3 separate regions of the Homo sapiens genome follow, and regions 2 and 3 are each linked to region 1. A link is an interaction called in ENCODE POLR2A ChIA-PET data of the cell type or tissue named here. Cell type or tissue: GM12878. All regions are shown on one strand. Links, peaks and the distances in the headings refer to the core of each region. The heading gives the core; the rest is flanking DNA. Region 1 overlaps SKAP1 (src kinase associated phosphoprotein 1). Region 2 has its middle 9.8 kb from the start of SKAP1. Region 3 has its middle 14 kb from the start of HOXB1.

Region 1 (6,608 bases), core at 1,901-4,400:
TTACTCAACGTGGCTCAGCCTGGGGGGGCGGCGAAGGGGGAATAAAAAATGGCAATCGGATAGTACCAGCGGCAGGTCAAGTTTACCATCCGTCTTTCAGTGGGACTGAGATGGCAACACAGTTATTTAGTTTCAGTGTTGATGTGTGTTGCAATAAACTCCATCATTTCACCTGTTTATGAACCCAGCCTCGTATGAGATCTCTGTGAAATCAAACAAAGCTGGCAATCAACTCTCTTGTTTCCAGCAGAATAGGGGATTATGGACTTTTTTTTTTTAAGCATCTTTAATTGTTCCCCTGCCTTACATACATAAATCAATATTTTTTTCTCTTGCCTTTTTATTTCTTACATTGAAATTATTATTTTCCGATTTGGAGGAAACAAAATACATTTTCCCCAAATGCTTTTTGTTTCAAATTAAGAAATATGATTATTAATGTCAGAATAAACAACCAGCATTTTAGATGTCGATTAACTGTTTTGCATGTATATAGCAATGTACAGTCTCTAATAAATCTTACAATTAAATGTGCAGCCCTTCATTAGAGTGAAAATATGAACAGCTGTAATCATACACATTCTATTGACAGAAATTTAGTTTCATTTGTAATTTTTCACATTGGGAGAGAATGAGAGATGAATTGGAACCACAATTGTTTCTGTAACTGTGGAGTTTTTCTTCACATGTACAGAAGGACAACAAACCAGTGTCTCTGACTTCAGGGTCTAACAGCAGTGATTTGCCTCAATTTTCTTCTCTCATGAAAGTAAATTTCTCTTGGGAAACATATAAGGCTTTGGCTAGAAAACCCGTAGGACAGACACCCCAAACTGTAGCAAATAACAAATTGATGCATTTCTTCAGTACATCTGTTCGTTAAAGGGTTTTGTTAACTGATGTCTGGAACTGGCATAAAAGAAAGAGTTGCTAAGAATATAGTGAAAGTTGGTGCATGCAGCAAAAACTGCTTCTGATAAAAGATATTGCTTTTGGTAATGCAACCATATTGCTCAGAATGGAAAGAGGGTCTTTCGAAGTAGTATTTGTGCAAGTGCAGGCAAAACCAAGACAGGCTTCCCTCAAAAATGGTGCCAAATTGTCATTGCCCAAAGATTCCTTTCCACCTTCCCTTATTCCAAGCCTCATTAAAGGTGCAAGGCCAACATACCAAGACAACATTTTCAAGTAGTTCTAGAGAGTTAGGCTTGAAATTATTCCAAATAGAAATAAATGGTCAGGACTAGAACTAGCATTTGTCTACTAGGCACCTAGTAGTAGCTGACAGACATAATAAAGAATAAAGAGTTGCATGACAGTATAGCAGGTATTTAAAAATGTCATACTCTTCTCCTTGGCTATTGAAAATGGATTTGATTATCTTTCTTGGTCTCTGAATATGTATTTCCAAATAGATGGGAGGTTTCAAGAGAGTATATATGTGGACATATATGTATATATATACCAACACATATGTATATATTTATATCTGTGCATAGAGACCCTTCCTTATACAAACAAGGTTTTATGTGAATGCAGGATTTTGTGTCCACATAAGCCTTTGCTCATGGTTGAATTATTACAGGCCACCTTAAGTTAAGGATATTATTTATATCCTTAGAAAATTTACTTGAGAATTGTCAAGGCCATGCTTACTGGGGAATTCAAAACATTTATTTATGTTAGAAGCAGGGGACTCATACGTTCTAAGTTTAACAAGAGGCTTAACAAAGTTATATTCTGGCATGAGTAAGCTCCTAAAGACTTTTTTTTTAATATAGTGGAAAAGTAACATGAAAATATTTACAATACAAATATCGGAACCAAGTTATTAGAACCACTACTTATGGTTGTTTTTTGCTTTAGTAAAATGATGCATTTTTTAAAGTGTTATCTAAAACCTGCTTGAGATTTGGAAATCAGCAGTTTCTTTTTTTAGTGTCATATTGAAAGTAATACCATGAATTGGGATGAAAATGCTAATTTTTTAAAGTTCTTGAGGAAGAAAAAGCCCATACACCGTCAGTTACCCCGATCAGAGCTCTCAGGTATCAAAAAAAATGATACTTTTCAGGTCTTTATGAAATCTATGAAAGTTTATTTTTCTCAAGTGATTGTGTCATGAAGTACTTGTCAAGGAGGAACTGAGCTCAAATAAACAATAATAATAATAACAAACATTTATATGGCTTTTATTATGTAACAAGGACTTTTGTAAGTGCTTTATGTATATTAACTCATTTAATCCTGGCAAAAATCCCATGAGGCATAGTTCCTATTTTTATCTCCATTTTACAGATAAGGAAAACGAAACTTGCCCAAAGGTTAAATAGCTTCTCTCCAGAACAGAAAATGAAAAACTGTGAGAAATTAGGACTCAGACTTTTAGAAAGACCTTCCATGTAATTGGATGAATGATTTGTCTTTCTATGCCTATTTCAGCTGTAGAAAATTATGATGTCTTCTATAAAAATCACATTTATGAAATATGCAACATGTTTGCTAAGCAACAAAAAGGAAATATGTAATATTTCCACTCCTTTTAAAGCCTTGCAGTATTGGAGATCACTGTTCTTCAATGATGGCATGATGTGGGACTTCTAAGAAAGTTTTGCAAAGTCTTCTCATCAAAACTCTCTTGTGGTAAAATATCAAATCCAAAAGTAGGTCTAGTTTAAGTGAGAATAAGTTGTATACTTTTCTTAAAATTTGACCTTGTCTAGTCTATGACTATGTTCATTGACAACAAAATTAGGTTCCTCTGGAGCCTTTTATTATTTTTCTTATTTTACTCTAAGGATAGCTCAGTTGTACTTTTGGAAGGATGGGTGAAGAGAAATTAGGCAAATACAAAGGTATTTTTCTTTCTCCTATTTTTAAAGACTAATTTTGCATTGTATCTTAGTGTACCAGGGTCTTGGTCATAAGCCATTTACTTCACAATGAAAATAATGGCATTTATAGATCATAATTAGCTCTGAATTGTAGTCCGCCTGGAGAACTCAGCAAAGGTGTACATCGATTGGCTTGAGAGAAGGGATTGGGGGAGCCACCTTGTGGCTGGAAGACGACCCAGCAGCCTCCAGGACTTGCTATGTTCAAAGTAGAAAGGAATGGAGATGAGGCTAGAAACCAGAGATAAATCAGAAATATCAATCACTAAATATTTGCGGAAAGTGGTAAGGGATATAAATAGAATCTATAACTACAATAACACTGAAGCTGTAGTTGTAAATATACATTATCCTCTTTAATATGACATAGAGTAGATTGAGAACTGAGAAATTATTAAGACCCCCACACAAAAAAATTGGAAAAAAGAATGAAAACATTTAAGTTAAAATTATGTTCATTTTGTAATTCAATAAAGAAATCCCAGAGACATATTTTTAAATTTAATGTTGTTTTCTAAAGCACAGAAAAAGCCCCACAGACATCTGTTTGCATACATTGTGTGTCAGGCAACATCAGATCTGAATGGAATTTATCTAAATTTTATATGCATGGCTTGATGTAAATTGAAATAAATTGTACAGCATACTCTGCGTGGACATATTGGTTTTTCCATAGCTGCTTGAACTTTTAACCCCAGGGCCTGAGCCGGTCACACGTTGACCTGTCTGAACTCTGCTGGTAGATCCAAGTGTGGAAGGCTGACCTTGCATCCATGGCAACCATAAAGTAGGGTCCATGACTCTTCTCTCCCTTTCTCTCTCTTTTCTCCACACTCCAAACAAAACAAAACAAAACAAAACAAATTAGTATATTCTCGCACAGTCAGTCAGTGTAATCTTGGAATAGTTCTACCAAAATGCATTTTGCCCCTAACCTAAGCTCTAAGCAAAGCTTTTTCAGCTTGCTTGTCAGATGTTAATGAAACTTTGAAATGAAAGCCTTTATAAAAGTTAATGGAAAAGACCCCTTCCTGGGACACATTCAGTTTGCTTGTCTACTACTATAATAAAATATACTTCACATACTCATATATTAAGTAATGTTGCTATAGGTATGTTAGACATGCAGATGAAAATTATACTTGTCTGGGAATTCAACATAATCCTTCGTGGGTGGATTAAAAAAATACTTACATAAGGTTTTACCGCTACCTGCAAAATCCCTATCAGATCTAATATTTTCCAGTGTCATGGAATGATGTATCCGAAAGGAGTAATAAGCATTAGGGATCTAGAGTTAATTTCTCTATTATAGGTTGTAGTCTCCATTTTAATGAAGGTACTTTTACACTTTTGGTTTAATTTAGATGATCTTTAAATTCATGTACCAAAAATTATCACTTTCACAATCTTGATGGTAGTCTAAAGGTGTTATTGATTCATTCTAAAATTGAAATTCTGTTCATAGGATGTATTTGTGGTTCTTCATTTATTAATGCAAGAAGCATTTGTTGAATACCTACTATGGTAAATAACTTCAACTAAGTACTATGGGTGATTTTTTTTAAAAAAGGTGTGTAACTGGTTATAAGGAATTACAGTTTTGTTGCAAGATATATTATTTAGAAAGAGAAAAACTAGAGAACAATTAGACAGCAGTGACAAATGCATAATTGTTTAAAATTGTGTACCAACTGACAAGGAAATGTGGCGTAATGGAGTGACCAACTGGGAGTGGATTTAATGAAGTAAGTCCTCTTATGAACAAAGCCTTGAAAAAGGTGGTTGTCCAGGACCACTAAGTAGACATTCTAGGTGTGGGAGGTTTCATAGAATAAGCAAAATCTGGGGTTGTGTTGGTAATGTACAAGAGTTAATAAAGAAAAAAAATGACCAGAGAAAATGGGATATGTTATACTGGGAATAACAAGTATCTTTGAATGCTCATGGACTAATCTGCCATCTTTTCAGATCCTGGGGTCTCTATACATACTTCAGTTATTTGTTTCTGAAGGTTTTGCAGCAACAAAAATTTTTAACACATTTGTCAGATTTGAGTTGTAGAGGCCTCTATTATCCTGTTTTAGAAAGAATAAAGAAAATTTTAACTTCTAGAAGCTTTATGTATAACTTGAAAATCTCAAATGTTCCACAACTTGTCTTTGGGCAACTACAGGTAACAGGATTGATAGGAGAAGAGTCTGGTGAAACTAAAGTTTTCATTTAGAGAGCCCATGAGGTAGTTTAAAAACAGCAACAAAAAAGCCACAACAATTTTTTTTTGGTCAGGCCATATTGAAAATAAAAAAGGCAATATAATGTAAGCAAGAATCAGGAAATTCTCCCAGTCTGCCTCTAGCAAATTCTATGAACTTGTGAAGTTACTTTATCTCTGTAGGCCAGAGTTTCTTCATGTGTAATAATAAAAATATCTCACATTTACTGAATCCTTACTTTATAGCAGGCACTAGTGTTCTAAACACTTTCATTTAATTCTCACAACAACCCTATCAGATAAGTACCATTATTGTTCCCAGTTGACAGAACTGGAACTCAGGGAACAGGAAAGTGAGGCACTCCATCTTTTCCAGCATCACTCCCAGCTAATCTAGCTTTAGACTTTACGTCCTTCAGCCACTAGACCAGAGGTCAGTAAACATTTTCTATAAAGGGCCAGATAGTAAGTACTTTAGGCTTTGTGGTCCATACAGTCTCAAGAGCAGCAAATGCGCAAATATATCATAGTGTGCAAGTGGCCTTAGACAATACGTAGATGGATGATTGTGGCTGTGTTCCATTAAAACTTTTATTATAGGCCAGGTGCAGTGGCTCACACTTGTCATTCCAGCACTTTGGGAGGCCAAGGTGGGAGGATCACTTGAGTACAGGGGGTTGAGGCTGCAGTGAGCCATGATTGTACCACTGCACTCCAGCAGCCTGGTCAACAAAGTGAGACCCTGTCTCTTTAAAAGTAAACAAATAAATAACAACAACAACAACAAAAACTTGACACTGACACTTGAATTCCATATAATTTTCACATGTCAAGATATGATTTTTCTCCAACCATTTAGAAATATAAAAATCATTTTAAGCTTCTAAGACCTACAAAAAATGGTGTGGGTGAGATTTTGCCCAAGTCATAGTTTGACAATCCCTGCACTATACTATATTGCCTCTCAATATACAGAATAAGGAGTTGAACCTGATGGTCTCTAGTTCATTACTACTATTAAAGAAAAAAATTTTCCCAGTCAGAATGGATTTTATTAAAAAGACAAAAGATAACAGATATTGGTGAGAATGCAGAGTAAAGGGAATTCTTTTTGTTAAAGAAATTTTTTAATTCAATGACTTCCTAGCTCCAATGGTAGGGTTACTACTTTGAATTCAATACTGTGTAACTAAAGAATTGAAACCTGCCTTGGAAAACAAGACTTCCCATAGCTTGTCTTTGGAAAACAAATACTACATCTAAAGTATCTCAGAAAGATGAATAATTACTTCTGTTTAGTTGATATTTTGAGAAAGATGTTTCATTATATCCTTTAAAAAGCCACTTTATGTTAATGGCTGTTCCTATCAGGTTGTGTTGCTCATGTTTAGTCTGAGTCTCTCGTGATACAGCAGAAGCCCATTAGCTCTAATTTTTAGAAGTGGAGATGAGCTTGTCTCTGTCTTCTACACAATTCTACACTACCTTCTATAACTTCT
Region 2 (2,500 bases), core at 1-2,500, 130 kb before region 1:
TTCCTTGTTGAATCTCATTCTGCAAGGGGAATCTTATGGACCAGCTCCCTCTGGGAAGAAAAATGTTTCATGCAACCCTATGAATCTCATCTTAGTCCAAATCTTTTTTTGTTTGTTTGTTTGGTTTTTGTTTTTGTTTTTTAGAACACTATACTGGAAAAGTGAAAGAATCAGAGAAGCAGGATAACTGGCAACTGAAGTCGGCCAGCATCTCATGTGAATTAGAAATGGAATCGGGGTGCTAGCATCCAAGTGACCAAAGAAACTCTTTGCTGAGGTTGCATGGAGTTTAAGGAAAGAGGCTGTGGGGTCCTCCTTTGATGCAGCTACATTTCCCTCTGAGCCTCTGTCTGTTTCCTGTCAGTTTAGTGCAAAACTCTAGTCTACTACTCTGGGCTGGCTTAGAAAAAATGCATCCTGGTTTTGTTCCAATTCAGGATAGAGGTGGGGAAGTCCTGCTGAGCCTCTCCCACAGTGAGCCTTCCCCTCACCACTGGCAGCACTGACACCAGTGACTAGCATTCATTTCTTGGGGTATGAGTCCACTGAGGGTGGGAGGATCCTCACATTAACCATTATTGGGTACCATCTTAAATTGCGGACTTTGGAAGCCCTTGGCCTTCCCTTTCCCAGGCATTTTCTCCTTGGAGTGAAGATGTTGAAAGTTGGAGGTTAAATGACTTGCCCTAGGTCACAAGGTTGGTGGCACAGCAGGGATGAAAACCTTGGCCAATCTTCTGAGTCCTTGGTCAGACCCTTACGCCACAGCTGCTCTTTGTATAAGGGACAGTCTCACCTCCCAAGGACACTGCGCAAGGATGCCAGATATTGATATGACTGTTGTCCCAGTCCTCAGTGACCTTCTACATCCTGCAGCCTGCTCAGACAGTAGAGGAAGCAGCTCTGGGGCAGAGGGAACTGCCATATGTAGAGCTGCCCTGGTGGAGATAAACAGGTTGTCTGTCAACGTATGAAGCCTATGTAGGGCCAGGACCACAGAGCTTCCATTGCAGGAGAAATTAAACCTGTCTTGCACACCAATCCCAGTGCTCTGATTACATTTACAGAGGTCATGGCCTGCATTCTGTCACCATGGAAACCTCTCAGGCTGCCAGGGTGTTTTCTGTGCATGTGGTTGATATTTAAAGGCAAAGTCGCAGGCCGCATTGCTGAACTATCAGCTGCCAGGGGCAATTGCTCTCCTCCACCAGCCCGCGTCCTGGTGCTTCGTCCCAGAGATAAGAGGAAGGGGAAGAGATGAAGAAAAGGGCCCACCTGTCTCTAACAGGAAGGTCTTTTTAGTAGAGCCAGGTTTGTAGGGAGTCAGGCTATAGGGTGCAGGTGCTGGGATAGCAGATGAAGGGCAGTAAAAAAGGGCCCCAACATTGTCAGAATATAAGCATTTTCTCGCAAGAACACAGGCCCTCATGTTTAGTGCATCTCATTTTTTCTCTGATTCCTCCTCCAACTCATGAGCACATGTCATAGTGGCCATATGGAGCTGGGGAAGCCCCCTTTGCCTGAATGCCCTTGGTGGTTTCTATTTTGCACATCTGGTAGCTGCATGAATTGTGCTGATAACAATATAGCTTATGAAGGATCCCTACTTATTCTAAAGACCCCATAGCACTGTCCTGGAAAAAGCTATCATGGGAGTGACTTATCAGGAGTCCCAGGTGTTGGAAGAGGTAAATAACACCAGATTCAACAGAGTAAGAAAAGAACACAAGTGCTGACTTGGCTTGTGACCATCAATTTTTTCTTTCGTCTCAAGACAATTATTTCCACACCATTGAATGAAGTGTAGATAACACGGGCACCTTAATAGGCTGAGAGCAGAGGCTGTTTAGAGGAGATTTCAAGCACTGTGAGCATAAAATGAACATGAATATTCTGCAATATGCATCTTACAATTTGTCATTAAGTGGATGGCCTCAGTGATGTGATGCAACAGGCTTTGATTGGAATATTGAGCTCTGAAAAAGGAAATTCTGCATCAATAGTCTCATGATGCAAAATATCACATATTACTCAATAAGAAGTGTCATTGTGTTGAAAGTGCAGATGCTAAAAAGTACAGCAGCAGATAGGAACAGCTTGATCCACAAGGCACTTTTCTTTAGGAATTTACAGCCATTCCCTGAAGCTACTCAATTGTCCTTGGAGGTAGAACATGGTATAGCCTGAAATTACAATTCAGGAAATGAAGTGGATCTGTTTGATTTAGTTTCTAATCCTTCAAACTATGAAGACTTCTTTATGATGTTTTCTATTTCTCCACTTATTTATCTTTTCATTCAACTTCTCATTCACTCTCTTTTCCCTTTTTCTTTCTCACTAGCCTCATCTCTAGGCCATCAACCCTCCCACACACTCCCCAAGTCGTGTCCGTCTGCCACAACCCCAGCCCTTCTGTAGAGCTTAGCCCTGCTGGCAGCTCTCCAGACTAAAGGGACTACAGACTCCTAGGATATGATCTTCTTTCTGATTGGTTCTTTGC
Region 3 (3,369 bases), core at 31-2,530, 210 kb before region 1:
TCCTGGCCTCAAGTGATCCACCTGCCTCAGCCTCCCAAAGTGCTGGGATTATAGGCATGAGCCACTGTGCCCAGCCCCAAAACTCAATTTTCAATCCCCACACTTGAGTAGGGCAGGAGAGACGCTGGACTAGAAAGAGTCTGAGCAAAGCAGGAAGGCGTCCCTGGAGGATAGGTGGGCTGGGATGGGGCAAGGCCTGAATCCAGCATGGGGTCTCCATTCAGAACACTCAAATCCAGTAATCTGGATGTTGGAAATGGGAATTACAAAAAATGACTTTGAAAGACTCTGAGTGCTTGCAGGTTCCCACCCACAGTTCGCACGTTTTACACCCATTGAAAACCCATTGAAATCCACACCTGGACACATTGCTGCAGACTTGCTGGCCTCCCTTACACATTTGCAGACCTATCTGTAAGCAAGCATTGTTGCCAGGCATGGTGGCTGATGCTTGTAATCCCAGTACTTTGGGAGGCCGATGTGGGTGGATCACCTGAAGTCAGGAGTTCGAGACCAACCTGGCCAACATGGCGAAACCCTGTCTCTACTAAAAATACAAAAATTAGCTGGGTGTGGTGGTGCACACCTGTAATCCTAGCTACTTGGGAGGCTGAGGCAGGGAGAATTGCTTGAACCTGGGAGGCGGAGGTTGCCATGAGCTGAGATCACACCACTGCACCCCAGCCTGGGCAACAGAGCAAGACTCCATCTCAAAATCAAACAAACAAGCAAACAAATGAAAACACAAGCATTGTTCCTTGTGTTCTCAGTCAGAAAACAAACTGACCTTGTACACAGTTTTGCAGACCTGGTTTCTGCATAACCAGAGAAAGCTGGCGAGGGAGACAAGTATTGTTAATTATGAGAAAACAGTCTCTTTCTCTTCCACCCTCTGGAGTTTCTATTTGAGCCTCAACCTCAACCTCGACCTCCTGGGCTCAAGCTAATCCTCCTGCCTCAGCCTCCCAAGTTGCTGGGACTACAGGCATGCACCACCACACCCGAGTAATTTTTTTCTACTTTTTGTGGATATGGGCTCTCACTATGTTGCTTAGGCTGGTCTTGAACTCCTGGGCTCAAGTGATCCTCCTGCCTTGGCCTCCCAAAGCATTGGGATTACAGGCATGAGCCACATCTGACCTCTTTATTTTTTTCAAAATCAAAGGAATATGGGAGACTGGAAAAAAATTCAATGCAGATTTTGCTTTATTCTTTTTCTTCCTCTAGTCCTCTTGTACACAAATCTCCAGACAAAAACAATGCCTTAGGTTTCCATTTAATTTAATAGATACCATAAACCTCTTTTTCAGTATTACCTCTGCATTGGGCAGGCGCTGAGTTGCTCTCAAAGTCGGATTCCTCCCTTAGTAAACAAGAAAATACCCACTTCCCTCTTTTTATCCTTCCCAGAACCTTTAAGTTTAATTCTCAGTTTTGTTTTTGGTGACGAGTGTAAATGTTTGCCCAGTCCCTGAGAAATAACTCAGATTCTTCTCTTGGGTCATGTGGAAACCTAGAGGAGCCCTCTTCCATCCTCTCCTTTCAATTGAGGCAGGCTTTAAATCTCAGCTGGAGGCTGGTTGCAGTGGCTCACACCTGTAAACCCAACACTTTTGGAAGCCAAGGTGGGAGGACCCCTTGAACCCAGGAGCTCAAGACCAGCCTGAGCAACATAGGGAGACTGTCTCTATAAAAAAATGAACAAAATTAGCCAGGCATGGTAGTGCATACCTGTAGCTACTCAGGAGGCTGATGTGGAAGATCGCTTGAGCCCAGGAGGCAGTCTGCAGTGAGCCAAGATAGCGCCACTGCACTCCAGCCTGGGCAACAGAGTGAGACCCTGTCTCAAAAAACAAGAAGACTGAGATGGTGGGTTTTTGGTTTTTTGTTTGTTTTCTTTTTTTTTTTTTTTTTTGAGACGGAGTCTCGCTCTGTCACTCAGGCTGGAGTGCAGTGGTACAATCTCAGCTCACTGCAACCTCCACCTCCTGGATTCAAGCAATTCTCCCTGCCTCAGCCTCCCAAGTAGCTGAGATTACAGGCACCCGCCACCATGCCTGGCTAATTTTTGTATTTCTTAGTAGAGACGGGGTTTCTTCATGTTGGCCAGGCTGGTCTCGAACTCCTGACCTCAAGTGATCTGCCTTCCTCAGCCTCCCAAAGTGCTGGGATTATAAGCATGAGCCACTGTGCCTGGCAGAGATCACTATTTATAAGGAAGACTCCCATAATGTTAGGCTGCTGTAAATGATAGAATGGTTCTTTATATGGAATGGGAGTTTGCCTTCTTGGCACTTACACCCATTGATTCTACTTCTTTGTTGCCCTCTGGAGCCAACACAATAACTCTTAACTCCTTTTCCCTACGCTACCTCTCCAAATATTTGAAGACAGCTGTCCTGTGTGCCCATAGGTCTTTCCCTCTGTTGAGCAATATACATTCTCAATTTCTTCATTTGTTCCTCCTGAGACCTGATTTCCAGATCTTTCCTCACTCTGTTCTTCCTTCCTTAGTTAATATATTCTATAAAATGAGGTATCCAGAACTGAATAGAAAATATTGTATAATCAGATAAATTCTAATACAGTGAGAATACTATATCCCTTGAGCTAGCACTGTGTTTCTATTGACATAAGCAGGATAGCCGGGGCAGGGAAGGACTATGGGGCAGGCTGGGAGTGAGAAATGAGAGGAATTCTCTTTCTCTTGCAAATTGTGTCCATCTACTTGAGCTCTGGGGCTGCATCAGTCACTGATACCTTAATCCATACAAATCTCCAAGCTCAGAAAGGGAGCTGCCACATCAGCAGCCATTTGTGGCAAGCAAACATTTGCCGAGTAGAATCTGTAATTTATGAGAAGGGAAAGGAGCATTAGTGCAGAGAAACAATGTGGACAGGTGAGAAGGAGAGGCCCTGTTATCTCAAGGGAAGGAAGTGCAGATGACCTAGGCTAGGGAAGCTAACTATTTCCACTCCTCTTTTCCATTGCTGTTCAGGTAATTCCTTCATTCCTCCCTCCCTCCCTTCCTCCCTCCTTCTCTCTCTTCCTCCCTCCCTCCTTTCCTCCCTCCTTCTCTCTCTTCCTCCCTCCCTCCTTTCCTCCCTCCTTCTCTCTCTTCCTCCCTCCCTTCCTTCTTTCCTTCCTTCCTTCCTCCCTCCCTTTTCCTTCCTTCCTTCCTTCCTTTTTCCTTCCTTCTTCCTCTCTTTCTTTCTTTCCTCTCTCTCTCTTTTCTTTTCTTTTCTTTTTTAGAAACAGGGTCTAGCTCTGTTGCCCGTGCTGGGGTATAGTGATGCCATCATAGCTCACTGCAGCCTCAAACTCCTGGGCTCAAGAGATCTCAAGGGATCCTCACAAGTTAGCCTCCC

The links. Peaks named below come from ENCODE experiments on the same cell type or tissue, not always from the same donor. Only the 100,000 strongest peaks of a DNase experiment are listed, where the experiment ranks them.
Region 2: POLR2A ChIA-PET joins it to region 1 with 6 read pairs; 2 of 35 experiments call an interaction of 5 or more read pairs at or near these places.
Region 3: POLR2A ChIA-PET joins it to region 1 with 5 read pairs; 3 of 35 experiments call an interaction of 5 or more read pairs at or near these places.

What each region holds. Positions count from the first base shown.
Region 1 is chr17:48,304,450-48,311,057 of GRCh38, reverse strand. The region is part of intron 4 of SKAP1 (src kinase associated phosphoprotein 1); the gene reads left to right. SKAP1-AS2 (SKAP1 antisense RNA 2) reads right to left here. Exons shown (of 2, transcript NR_131240.1): 2 at 3,229-3,727. Among named protein-coding and RNA genes, the nearest start is that of SKAP1-AS2, 13 kb to the right of the region's middle. In GM12878, for the core only: a CTCF peak has its summit at 3,059 (motif pointing left); a DNase peak (open chromatin) is centred at 3,037.
Region 2 is chr17:48,438,748-48,441,247 of GRCh38, reverse strand. It overlaps a transcript of SKAP1 not described here. Among named protein-coding and RNA genes, the nearest start is that of SKAP1, 9.8 kb to the right of the region's middle. In GM12878, for the core only: no CTCF peak of the experiment used is centred there; DNase peaks (open chromatin) are centred at 1,062 and 1,552; H3K4me3 peaks cover 544 bases; H3K27ac peaks cover 2,121 bases.
Region 3 is chr17:48,515,741-48,519,109 of GRCh38, reverse strand. No RefSeq gene overlaps it. Among named protein-coding and RNA genes, the nearest start is that of HOXB1, 14 kb to the left of the region's middle. RefSeq lists an enhancer at 2,072-2,582. In GM12878, for the core only: no CTCF peak of the experiment used is centred there; a DNase peak (open chromatin) is centred at 1,413; H3K27ac peaks cover 550 bases.